2 separate regions of the Mus musculus genome follow, and region 1 is linked to region 2. Evidence: chromatin loops called from intact Hi-C (ENCODE). Cell type or tissue: heart. All regions are shown on one strand. Links, peaks and the distances in the headings refer to the core of each region. The heading gives the core; the rest is flanking DNA.

Region 1 (5,381 bases), core at 301-5,300, 200 kb after region 2:
ACTGGCAATGGGAATTGACAGAATTCAGACTTTTTTTCTTTTGCAAAGAGTTTTACCATAGCCAGAACACTTGGTTTTGAAGAGTCATCTTCTGATATTGCTAAATGTTACAATGCCACAAGTTAGTGGCACCCAGCACCTATGATCAGAGGATTAATTTGTCAGAAGTGTCTGCTTTATCGGGGTCTAACCTGAGATAGTCCCTGGTTATAATTGGGGTGATTGCCTTCTTGAAAACTTGTACCTGCAATCAGGTTGTATGCGTGTATGTAAATAGAAATGAAAAACTTAACAAAGATAAGCACTACACTTCCTATTTAAAGAAAAAAACTATTTTCTTGATGCTCTGAAGACCTACTTCCCTCCCCTCCCCCACTCAGCTCCCAGTTCTTCAAGAGGTAGGCCATCTTAGGGATAGGACAATCATAGAAGCTTTGATTCCTATCTTTTGGAAAAATCAAGTGAGAGAATTTGGTAGAGTGTCCTTTTATCCCTTCATTTGTAAACCCGTTGTTAAGAAGGGCATTTCTGGCCATGGGGGAGGGAGATGTCAGCATGGCTTTATCTGGGATTTAGGCTCACCTCCCTCAGTTGACAAAAAGAATCAGTGCCACTGTATGGCCCTCTATAATGGTCCTAATAGCTTTGTTTATACCCTATATATCGCTAATCCCATATGTACATCAAAATAAAAAATGGAAGAGATTGCTGGAGGGTCATCTGTTCATCCTATAATCTTACAGCTTTATGTGCAGAGAGGCAGCCCCAGCTTCGTGGAGGACAATGGACATAATCTGATTCAATGTTCCTAGGATGCAGCAGTTCATGTTCACTGAAGGTCATTGTTCAAGTCCCTGATGTGTTCACTTTTGATCTGCCCATCTCTTATGCTTCCACGCCTGAAGGACTATGAGCTTCCTCCTAACCTTTTTTGTGAAAGGATAGATCAATATAAGAAGAGCCAGATGCTTGAGAGATAGACCTTCTTATCTTCTTTTGATGTTTTTGTGGTGGTTTAGGATCCTATAATTTGGGGTGGTATAGAATAAAGTAAACACCCATCCCATGCAGAAGGATGTGTGGGGCCCAGCACATCTCAAAGAGTAGTCTGAAAACTGATGAGTGAATAATAAAGTACTGGACTTCTTGGCCAGATATAAGGCCAGAGAGGACCTGGCTGGTCTAGAGAGATAGGGAATTGATGCCTTGCCAAGAGTGACATAGCAAGGGGTGAGATTCCTGTGCGTTAGCATCTCCCTGAGCTGCTCTTTCAGGGTTTCAGAAGGGACAGGGGAAGGATGGCCACTTAAATAGGCAGTGTAAATAGAACTAAATGTTTGTCTGTCTCTAGGCTAAGAATGACTTCCCACATGTCCAAAAGGGTGTGACTGCTTCCCAATGCTGCTGGGAGCAGTATGTCTGTCATTCATTTGGTAAATCTTCCCAGGTCATTTGTTATGAATTGAGATCTGTCATGGTGTCAATAATATGCCTTCTCAATGCACCAGCCTTTGGTCCTTGATCAAAATGTAATGGAGGCTTCATTTCTTCTAGAATTTAAGTCAGGATTGATCCTAGACAGTGTGAGATTATTGAGCAGTATGAGGCTGGCCTTAGGACAGTATGGCAAGATTCAGTCTTTGTTCAAAGACTTTGGCATAGGTATCGAGGTCCACCAACATCAGTATCCAAAAATTTCCACATTCTAAATACCCTGTTGTGGTGGTGTCACATCAAAGAAAAACTTTCTCTTGGGATAATTTAGACTAAGTGCAATCAGACGTGACAAGGTATCACTGTGTCTTCCATCTGTCCCTCTAACAAGAGCTGCTCTCTTATCTCTTGAACAACACCTGAAACACAGTATTGGGAAGGAATGAGGAATCTTTCTCTAAAGAATATTGATTCCTGTGACAGAAGTAAAAAGTGGAAGTAGATTGGCTGGACCTAGAAAAGATCAGGAAAGAAAGAGAGAAAGGAAGAAAGAAAGAAAGAAAGAAAGAAAGAAAGAAAGAAAGAAAGAGAGAGAGAGAGAAAGAAAGAAAGAAAGAAATAATATCCTGAGGAGTAAAAGGTACTTTCCCTGCCTGCCTGTTGTCTGGTTACTAATAGGGTGGCCAAATTTTCTGTTTTCTGGGACAGTCCTGCCATGGAATCTCTTTGAGTTCAGGAAAGAGTCATTCCTCATACTGGGTACCAGCTGTGCAATGCTGCATTAAGCTAAACTTCCTCTCAGGTTGTTAAAGCCAAGAGCAAACCTACTGTGAAGTAACCAACTCTCTGTCCCATGTGTCCCTTTACAAGGATAATATGTATTTACTGAGCAGCTCAAAAAAAAAATAATACAGAAAAAGAATAAGGAACCATTGAATTATTTTAATCAGTTTTCCAAGGTAAGAAGTGACTTTGCTGACCCCTACTGACCCAGAATAGCACAGGCAACTGCAAACTGATGTTACCGACATACCTGTAGCCAACATTTATAGTATTATTCGGTATTTTTAAGATTACTTTCAGCCAAAGATTTATTTAGCTACCACATCACATACACTTCACAAAGGAGAGAGAGTATAACATAAGATTAAAGCTATACATTCAATTTAGCTTATAAAAATAGACTACATGAGGAGAATAAGGCAGGGTAAGGTTGGTTACTCTGTTTTCTTAAAAGCAAGTTAAGTCTAGAAAGCCGAGAACACAGGAAAGAAGAGTGAATCTACAGTTTTAAATTGTCTCAAGCCATACTAGTAACTTAATGTTAAGGCTACACAAAACTTTCCTTTTGGAAAGCAACAGGTATTTCCAGACAAGAAGTACTGCTGTATCTTGGTAATGGTCTGTTTCACTTTAAATTAGTGTGATGTGAAGACTGAGACAGAAGATACAAGACCTTTCTTACTAGTCAGAAGAGATTATGAGTACAGGATAAGAGCTTACACTCAGTCTCATCCACGGTAGAATTCCTGAAGTCTCTCTAGAGCCAGCAGTCAGTGATTAACTCCATAAAGTTATCAGTAGGAGTCCCAAGGACTGGCTCCTAGAAGGATGTGTCAGTGTGATCTGTCTGAAAGAATTTCTTTGTCCTTTCTACTGCTTACAGACATTGGAGTTCCAATGAGAGATATCTAGGAAGACTGCCTTGCTATCTTTTCAAATAGAAAAACAAGCAAACAAACAAACGCATGCCAGCCTGGGCTTTAGTCACCCTGTCCCATTCTAGGATGCCGAAGAAGATCTGTAAGTCCAGTTTTGCTCACCAATGTCTTCATGGTTTGGCTTTGTAAAGTACTGGCTTTAGGTAAATTCTAGAGTGAGCCATCCAAATGATGTTATGATGGTGATGTCATCTAGAGTAAAAAAATGGATTCCTTTTCTCATCTTATTTAAAGTCTAAAAATACAGTAAAAGCAAGGTGTTGTTGAGCATCTCCTATGTCCAATTATAGAGAGGTTGGTTACAGCCAAGGTGTGCATGCCACTACTGCACCCTTATTTTGGGATTGTGATACCATGCTGGTTGTTCTTGTGGTTCAGAGTCATTGTAGCTGGAAAGCGCTGTTGATTGCTTCCTTTCTTTGTAAGCTTGCATGACATCTTTTGGTACCATGAGTCCTTAAGTTGAAGCCATTCAGGTCAGTTCCTGCTGAGAGACTTTTGGGTGATGCATCTGAAGTACCAGGATCTCATGTAACCCAGGCTGGCCTGAAGCTTTTTATGTAGCCAAATATTGAACTTATCTCGGAGATAATTGCCAGTTTTCATATCAAGGGCTGTACTATGGACAAGCACAATATTATTAGTAATCTATGCTGTTAGCGACCTGTCTTGATCCACATCCCATACCTCCTCCCACACCCCTGTCTCCACATGGATGTCCCCACCCCCTACCCATCTGACCTCTAAATTCCCTGGGGCCTCCAGTCTCTTGATAGTTATTTTTACTGGGTAAAATGGTGAAGCACAAAGGGTAAACTAGAAATGAAAGAAATGTAATGGCAAGTTAGTATTTCCGTTGTACTACTCTTCCATATTAAATACCATTTGATAATTTGGTGTCTGTAGAACACTTTATTTTGCCATTTTGCTTATCATTTTAAATTATACATGAATACTGGCATTAAAATGATAGGATAATCCCTTGAGATAACTTTTATTTTTGAACTCTTTCAAGATGTTTTTTCTCTTTTTTGAAGTTTATATTTCCATACAGTATATTTTGATCATGTTTTCCATTCTCCAATCCCTCTGAGATCTGTACTATCTCTCTACCCACCCAACTTCATGACACCCTCAAAAAACCAACAATGATGGGGACTTGATCGATGGCTCAGTGATTAAGAGCACAGGATGCTGCCCTTCCAGAGGACCTGGGTTTGATTCTCAGCACCTATAGGGTGCCTCATAACCACCTACAACTCCAGTCTTAGGTGATCCAATGCCCATATGCCCAGACATACTTGTAGGCAAGACACAAACACATACATAAAATAAAAAAGAATGAAAATAAAATTCAAAACAAAAGCTAATATGACAAATAAAATGCCCAAACAAAACCAAATTGGAACAAAACCAACAAAACAAAAATAATCAAAACCCAAAATAAGCAAAAACAAAAACACGGAGTTCATTTTGTATTAGTCAACTACTCCTACATATGGGGCCTACCTTAGAGTGTGGTTGAGATATCCAGCAGCACTCCAGTGGAGAGAACAGATTTACTCTTGTCCTCAGATACATATTGCAAATATCTTCTTGGTTAAGAGTGGAACCCTGTGCACAGAGCAACCAATAGCCTTGGCAGTAGCCTGTGTTTCTGAGGATCCATGGGATCCCTTTGGCTAATAAAAAGATGCAACCTGTTCCTGATACTAGAGGTCTTACTTGTCAACGTAAGATACCTAGCTGGGGCATTGTCTCCCGAATTTTATGCTGTCTCTATTTGAATTCCTTTTATATATGTGCATATTTTGTGAAGCATCTACAGTCATGGGCTTCTGTTAGAAGAGGCCTTTGTGCTGTCCCTTTCCATAGACTCTCCTTCACTCTGCTTTCCTAGCCTCATCCAGTTTAATCCTCCCATTCTAATATCTCCATTCTCTCTTCATAACACTATAGCTTTTCACCTTGTTTTGCTACCAGACATTTGCTCAGTTAGTCATTAGTCATTAATTTTTAAAAATATTTATTCATTTATTTTTGGAAGGAAATGGATATGCAGTTGTGTCTGTGTGGAGACGAGAAGACATCTTGCTGGAGTTTGTCTTATTTTCCTATCATGTAGGTTTCAGGGATCAAGTTCAGGTGATCCGGGTTGGCTAAAAATTTAGCCATATCTAGGCTTCATTGGGTCTTTGAGTAAAAGATTCCTGAACTGTATTAATA
Region 2 (5,381 bases), core at 219-5,218:
GTCTTGCTCCCTGATAGCAGGGGCTCATTCCCTTGTTAGCCACCTGCTGCTCCAAGGCCTGAGCTCCATTTAGCATGGGTGTATAAAGGATATGCACCTTTCTCATCTTTATATTCCAACAGCTTCTCTTGTAAGGAAGTGAAAAGGTGAGACTGGCCTGCCTTCTTTAAAGGCCAAGTTCTCCATGCGTTTGTTCTAGGACAGGCAAGTACTGGAGGTTATGAGAGGCCCGACGAGGCCCAGCTGTGTCTCAGGCCCAGCCTTGTGAGCTAGCTGGGGTATGCCACTGAGACTGGGATCCAGGAGTTTACCACTGTCCTTTCTCTTACATGAGCCACAGGCTCTGTAAGCCAGAAACCTCAGGCCTTGCTCCAAAGTGAAAAAGGGGGTATGGCATTATTCCTTTACTCCTCTAGTTGGAAAGAGCCAACAGCAACATGGCCCGGGCTGCAAAATAGGGGAACCCAGACACTGCCCTTGAATGCCCAGCCTCTCATGGACCCTGCAGCCACCAACCAGTTCAATCTTGCATCGTCCGGTGTCTCCTGAATGCACCTGGCTATGGAAACGCCTGACCACTTTGTAAGACCTGTCTAGTCTGCGGAACTGCCTCACCTCAGACAGCTAGTATGGGCAGCTCCTTAAAATACTGAAACTCTAGTGTGGAGGTGGAACAAAGGCACCAGCAACCTCAGCAACCTCCCAGGAGGTGGGAGGTTGCAGGACAGGGGGAATAGGACCAGGACCTCATGTACATATTGGGAGCTCTTGGTCTGTGGCCTTGACTTTCTAAAGCAAAGGGGAAACTGCATCATGAGCCATTCACCAGGGGGCGCTGTAGGATCAGGCAAGATGGGAGCTGCCTTGTTCTGTCCAATGGTGACAGGAAGTAGAGGAGGAAGATTTATCTCCAGGCAGCCCTGACATCCCCCTTAAGAGTGTCATGGTGAGGCAAATCCATCTCTGGAACCAAAATGCTCTCCACTGTCATGTGGGAATTCATTCAGTTACTCTTAATAATCTTAACCAATGCGACATGAACACAATCCTCACCCTGAACCTTTCACCAGTCTTGCACAGCAAACACTTTCAGATGCCCTTTCTCACTGGGCACAAATCCAGTTAGTCTTAGTTAGGCACTAAGCCTAAAGCCATCTTGAAAATGTACTCCCTACGAGAAAGATCCTAAAAACAGCGACGACCTCCCAGAGACCTGGTATAGCTTCTGCCAACTACTTTCGTTGCCAAGGTCTACCCCAGCTGCTGGAACCAGAGCAGCCACTAATTGTGGCCTAGGGAAAATGGCAGCCCAGACAAGAAATAGCCACGTGGCCCAAGGTGTGTGTGTGTATACATGTGGGGACATGATTCATGACTCCTCTTCAAGCTGGAAACCTAGGGTTCTTTCAATTTCAAAATCCCCAATCTCTTCCATCTGTCCCACTTCTCTCCACCTCTCAGGACACCCCACTCCGGGCCACCACCTTTCCTCCTGGGGACTTTCAACAGTCACCATCTACCCTCCCAGTGGCTGGTCCTGCCTCAATCCTCTTATCTTTCAGTGACATTCTGTTACGATTAGAATGAAGCTAAAATTCCTGAGTACGGCCTAAGGAGCCAGGCTAGGATGTAGCCATGAGCCCCAGCAGCCGGGCACAAACTTGGTGGCCCCTCTCGTTGTTCCCAAACATGTTTCCTCTGAGCACCTCTGTGCCCCAAGGCATCCCTGAGGCACGGCTTGGGCTTCCTCACACTACGTTTGTGGATCAGGAAAGGCATGTTCCCTCTGGAAACCTCAGCGCTCAGGGCTGTCTTTTTATCTACCATCTCACTCCTGTAACACATGGCCCTTCCCATTTCTTTCTCTAGGAAAGAGCACCACGGCACCCTGGACAACCCCGAGTCTGAGGAGCCTGTGGACTCACCTGGCATCGAGGATAGTCCGAGTGAAGTAACGCAGATACTTGAATATGGACATCGAATCTTGCAATTTCAGGATCTCCTCTTCCTTATATTTAAAAAGTGCCAGGGCAAAACGGAAAATAACCTGCAGGAAAGCCAGGGAAACGGTAATTGCACGAGGCTGGGCTTTGAAGTTCTCCCTGGGGCTGGCTAGAGGAAGTATCCTGAGGGCCCTGCCCTTGGGCGGACACCTGAACCGAAGGGTGACTTCCAGGACTGGACAAGGCCCTTAGGTACAATAAAACAAATACTTGTGGTTTCCGACAAGGCAGCCGTGTTCCTAGGAGGTAAGGTGACTGACTGACTTGTGGAATCCTTTCACTTTTGGCTAACTAACCTTTGTAGTCAACAAAGAATACATATCTAGACACCACTTTTACATAAGATCAAAACCTGGGCTTTTTTGACTGAAAATGTGAAACTGCCAACTCCAGAGCCAGGCATAGTCTCGGCTGGTTCTGACCGCCTTTTCAATATGGTGAAATAACAGTGGATTTTGCTGATTTGCTTTTGGGGTACTAAGGGGAAGGCTAGGGGGGTAGTGAACTCCTGGTGATCTTACAAGTTCAGGCAGCTTTGGAACAAACTGCTATTTCCACATCTAAGAGCCCTGAATGGCTACTCTAGCCCACACTGTATGATACTTAGTAAGTGGTATTTATAGGGTTAAATTGTTCATGGTTCTCTTCACCTATGGCCCAATAGGAGCAGCGTTTATGATTCTAGTTGAAAGTTCTTTGTATTAATGACAAATTAGACTATAAAAGTGGCAATGCTTTGTGTTGGACACTGAATCTGCATATGGGGTGACTGCAAAAGGCCCTTTTGAGTGGTCATCTGTTACCTCAATGCTACCCATGGACCAACCTTTGATCCTGCAATGCTGGGCTAAATCTATAATGCACTTGCACACATGCAGAGAGATGAAAAGTCCCATGAGAGCTGGGTGTAGCTTTTTCTGAAGCAGCAAGAGATTGGAAGCAACCAAAGTGGCCACCATCAGGGGCTATGGTGCACGAGGAAACTCCAGTGAGTTACGAAACAGGTTCTCTATGTGCTGACACAGAACTAGTTCCAAGACACAGTAAAGTTAAAAGCAACGCTTAAGAAATATGTGAAGGCTCGATGCCCCAGTGTAGGGGAATGCCAGGGCGGGGAGGCAGGAGTGGTGGGTGGATGGGGAAACACCCTCAAAGAAGCAGGAGGAAGGGGGATGGGCTAGGGGGTTTCTGGACGGGAAACCAGGGAAGGGGATAACATTTGAAATGTAAATAAATAAAGTATCCAATAAAGAAAAAAAGAAACATGAAAGACAACATATAAATTGAGGAGACAGACTGTTTTCCTACTATATTTTCTTAGTTATGTTTAGTTTTTATTTTTACTTAACATTATTTATTTATTTATTTATTTATTTATTATTTAGTGTGTCTATTTGTTCGTTTATAGAGGTCGGAGGGGCTTGCTACGTTGTTCCACCAGCCACTTGTTTGTTTACTTTTGGTGTGCTGTGCTATGGTATAGTGCAGTATTGGGGGGGTGGGCAGCTGGAGGGCAGGGACTGAACCTAGAGGCCTTGTATGAGCACAGCAAGGGCTGGCCCACTCAGCTACTGAGCATCATGCTAGGTTACTCTGTGACAGGCTCTCCCTGGGAGCTACCATGCCTAGCTTCAGGCTGAGGGTCTTCACGGATGAGCATGTGACTGCTGCTTCCCAAGGCCTGCAGGAACCCATCACAGGGAGGTAAGTTTGGTGCTGTGGTAACCTCACAAGCTCCAGGAGAATCAGCCATTCTGCCACTACTGACACAGCCTGTCACAGTCCGACGAGTGCGTATAGCTGCAGAGCCCACTCACCTTTGGTCCCTCATAAAGGAAAGAGTCCCATATTTTAAAGAGGATGTCGCTGACAACGCTGTCCACAAATACCACCAGAAACCAGTTGAAGGTGATGAGGGTGTAGTCCACTTTGTACTGTTCAAAATGGGTGTGCAGTCGAGGCAGCTTCTCACTCAGGAGGTCTCTGAACACCCGCTGGTCCACCTGGAGAGGGCACAGAGGGCGGAAAGGCCTGGGGTCTGGCAGGGCACGAAGCAAGCAAGCCAGAACAGCTGTGCCACCTGAGAGCAGAGGGTGGAGCCCGTGGGGACGTGCAGCAACACAGCTCTTCTGGATGTCCATGTGGGGCACATCATAGAGCCAGGCTGCTCTGTGTCTCAGGAGCAGCTGACCGAAAATTCTGCAAGGCCACTACTATGTGTCATTCTCCCTAGGGTATGGGGAGAAGGGAATGGTCTCCAGCCTGAAAGCAGCTCCTGTACTCAGCATCTTATGTGGAAGCAGGCTAGTGAAAAGAGCTGGTAGGTTGGTGTCAGCCTGCCAACACTCCTATGAATACAGGCAGTCTTAGATGCATGAGCGCCGGACAAGAAATAGAACACGACTGCTCACACCATGCAGTGAGCAGGTCTGACAGGGCAGGGTGGCAGAAAGAACACGCGAGTTAGAGGATCCCAGGTGAATCCGAGTTAGTTCCACCTACAAAGGATGTTCTAAACAGTTCTGTACTCTTCTGAAGGATAGGCAGAGATAGCTGACTTACCCACTGTGCTGCTGTGAGCATTAAAAGAGACATGTAAACTACTGCAAGACAGACCAGCCACAGGGGGCTATAGCCTCTGCATGTTAGGTCAGGCGACTGGTCAGTGCTGCCAGTGTCGGGCAGAAGGCTAAACAGGGTTCAAGGATGACCTACAGAATGGGAGAGGTGAGAGGGGCAGCTGCACAAGTGGATTAGCATAACTGCGGCAGGGATCGGGCTTCTAGGAAGAGGGCTGAGAGGCCACACCAAGGAGCTTTCCCTACTGTGGGACCCATACAAAGCCCCCCCCCCATCTCCCCCTCTCTCTGTGTAGGCAGCAGAAACAAGCTTCAGAGAACAACACTGAGGTAGCACAGTGGACTCATGCATTTTCTTCACGTCTGATCAGTTTTATTTGACACATGCAAAGATTAATACCAGTCTGCAAAACCACCTTCTCTATCCCTAGTCTGCGAACAGCAGAGAAGAAAGGAGAAGTATTCTAAGGCTTTCAGTAGGGTGTCCAACAGTGAAGCCTGATCTCTAGATCCATCCTTCTAGCTGCAACAGGAAGACTAGACTGGACGGCCGAGGCCCCCCTGGCCAAACTGATGAAAACAGAAAAATGGAAGTGGGTGTGCGGAACTTTACTTGACGGTAACTGCCAAAGGAAACTCAGCTTTGTGTGAGTGAGACAAAAAGCTGCTCAGAACACCCCACTTCTGAGCCTGCCACTAAGAGGCCAAAGACGTGGCTTCTGAGACAGGGCACAGGAGTGGACTGGAAAGAGGAGAAGCAGCGGTGCCCCAGGGCACCTTTAGGATGAGACCCCTACAG

The links. Peaks named below come from ENCODE experiments on the same cell type or tissue, not always from the same donor. Only the 100,000 strongest peaks of a DNase experiment are listed, where the experiment ranks them.
Region 1: it touches region 2 in a loop (10-fold over the local background); 11 of 42 quality-filtered maps call a loop at or near these places.

Annotation. Positions count from the first base shown.
Region 1 is chr9:90,406,570-90,411,950 of GRCm38, forward strand. No RefSeq gene overlaps it. Among named protein-coding and RNA genes, the nearest start is that of Gm39398, 50 kb to the right of the region's middle. In heart, for the core only: a CTCF peak has its summit at 2,422 (motif pointing left); no DNase peak of the experiment used is centred there.
Region 2 is chr9:90,205,848-90,211,228 of GRCm38, forward strand. Tbc1d2b (TBC1 domain family, member 2B) reads right to left here. Exons shown (of 13, transcript NM_194334.2): 11 at 3,821-4,006; 12 at 1,926-2,047. Among named protein-coding and RNA genes, the nearest start is that of Adamts7, 46 kb to the left of the region's middle. In heart, for the core only: a CTCF peak has its summit at 833 (motif pointing right); DNase peaks (open chromatin) are centred at 814 and 2,144.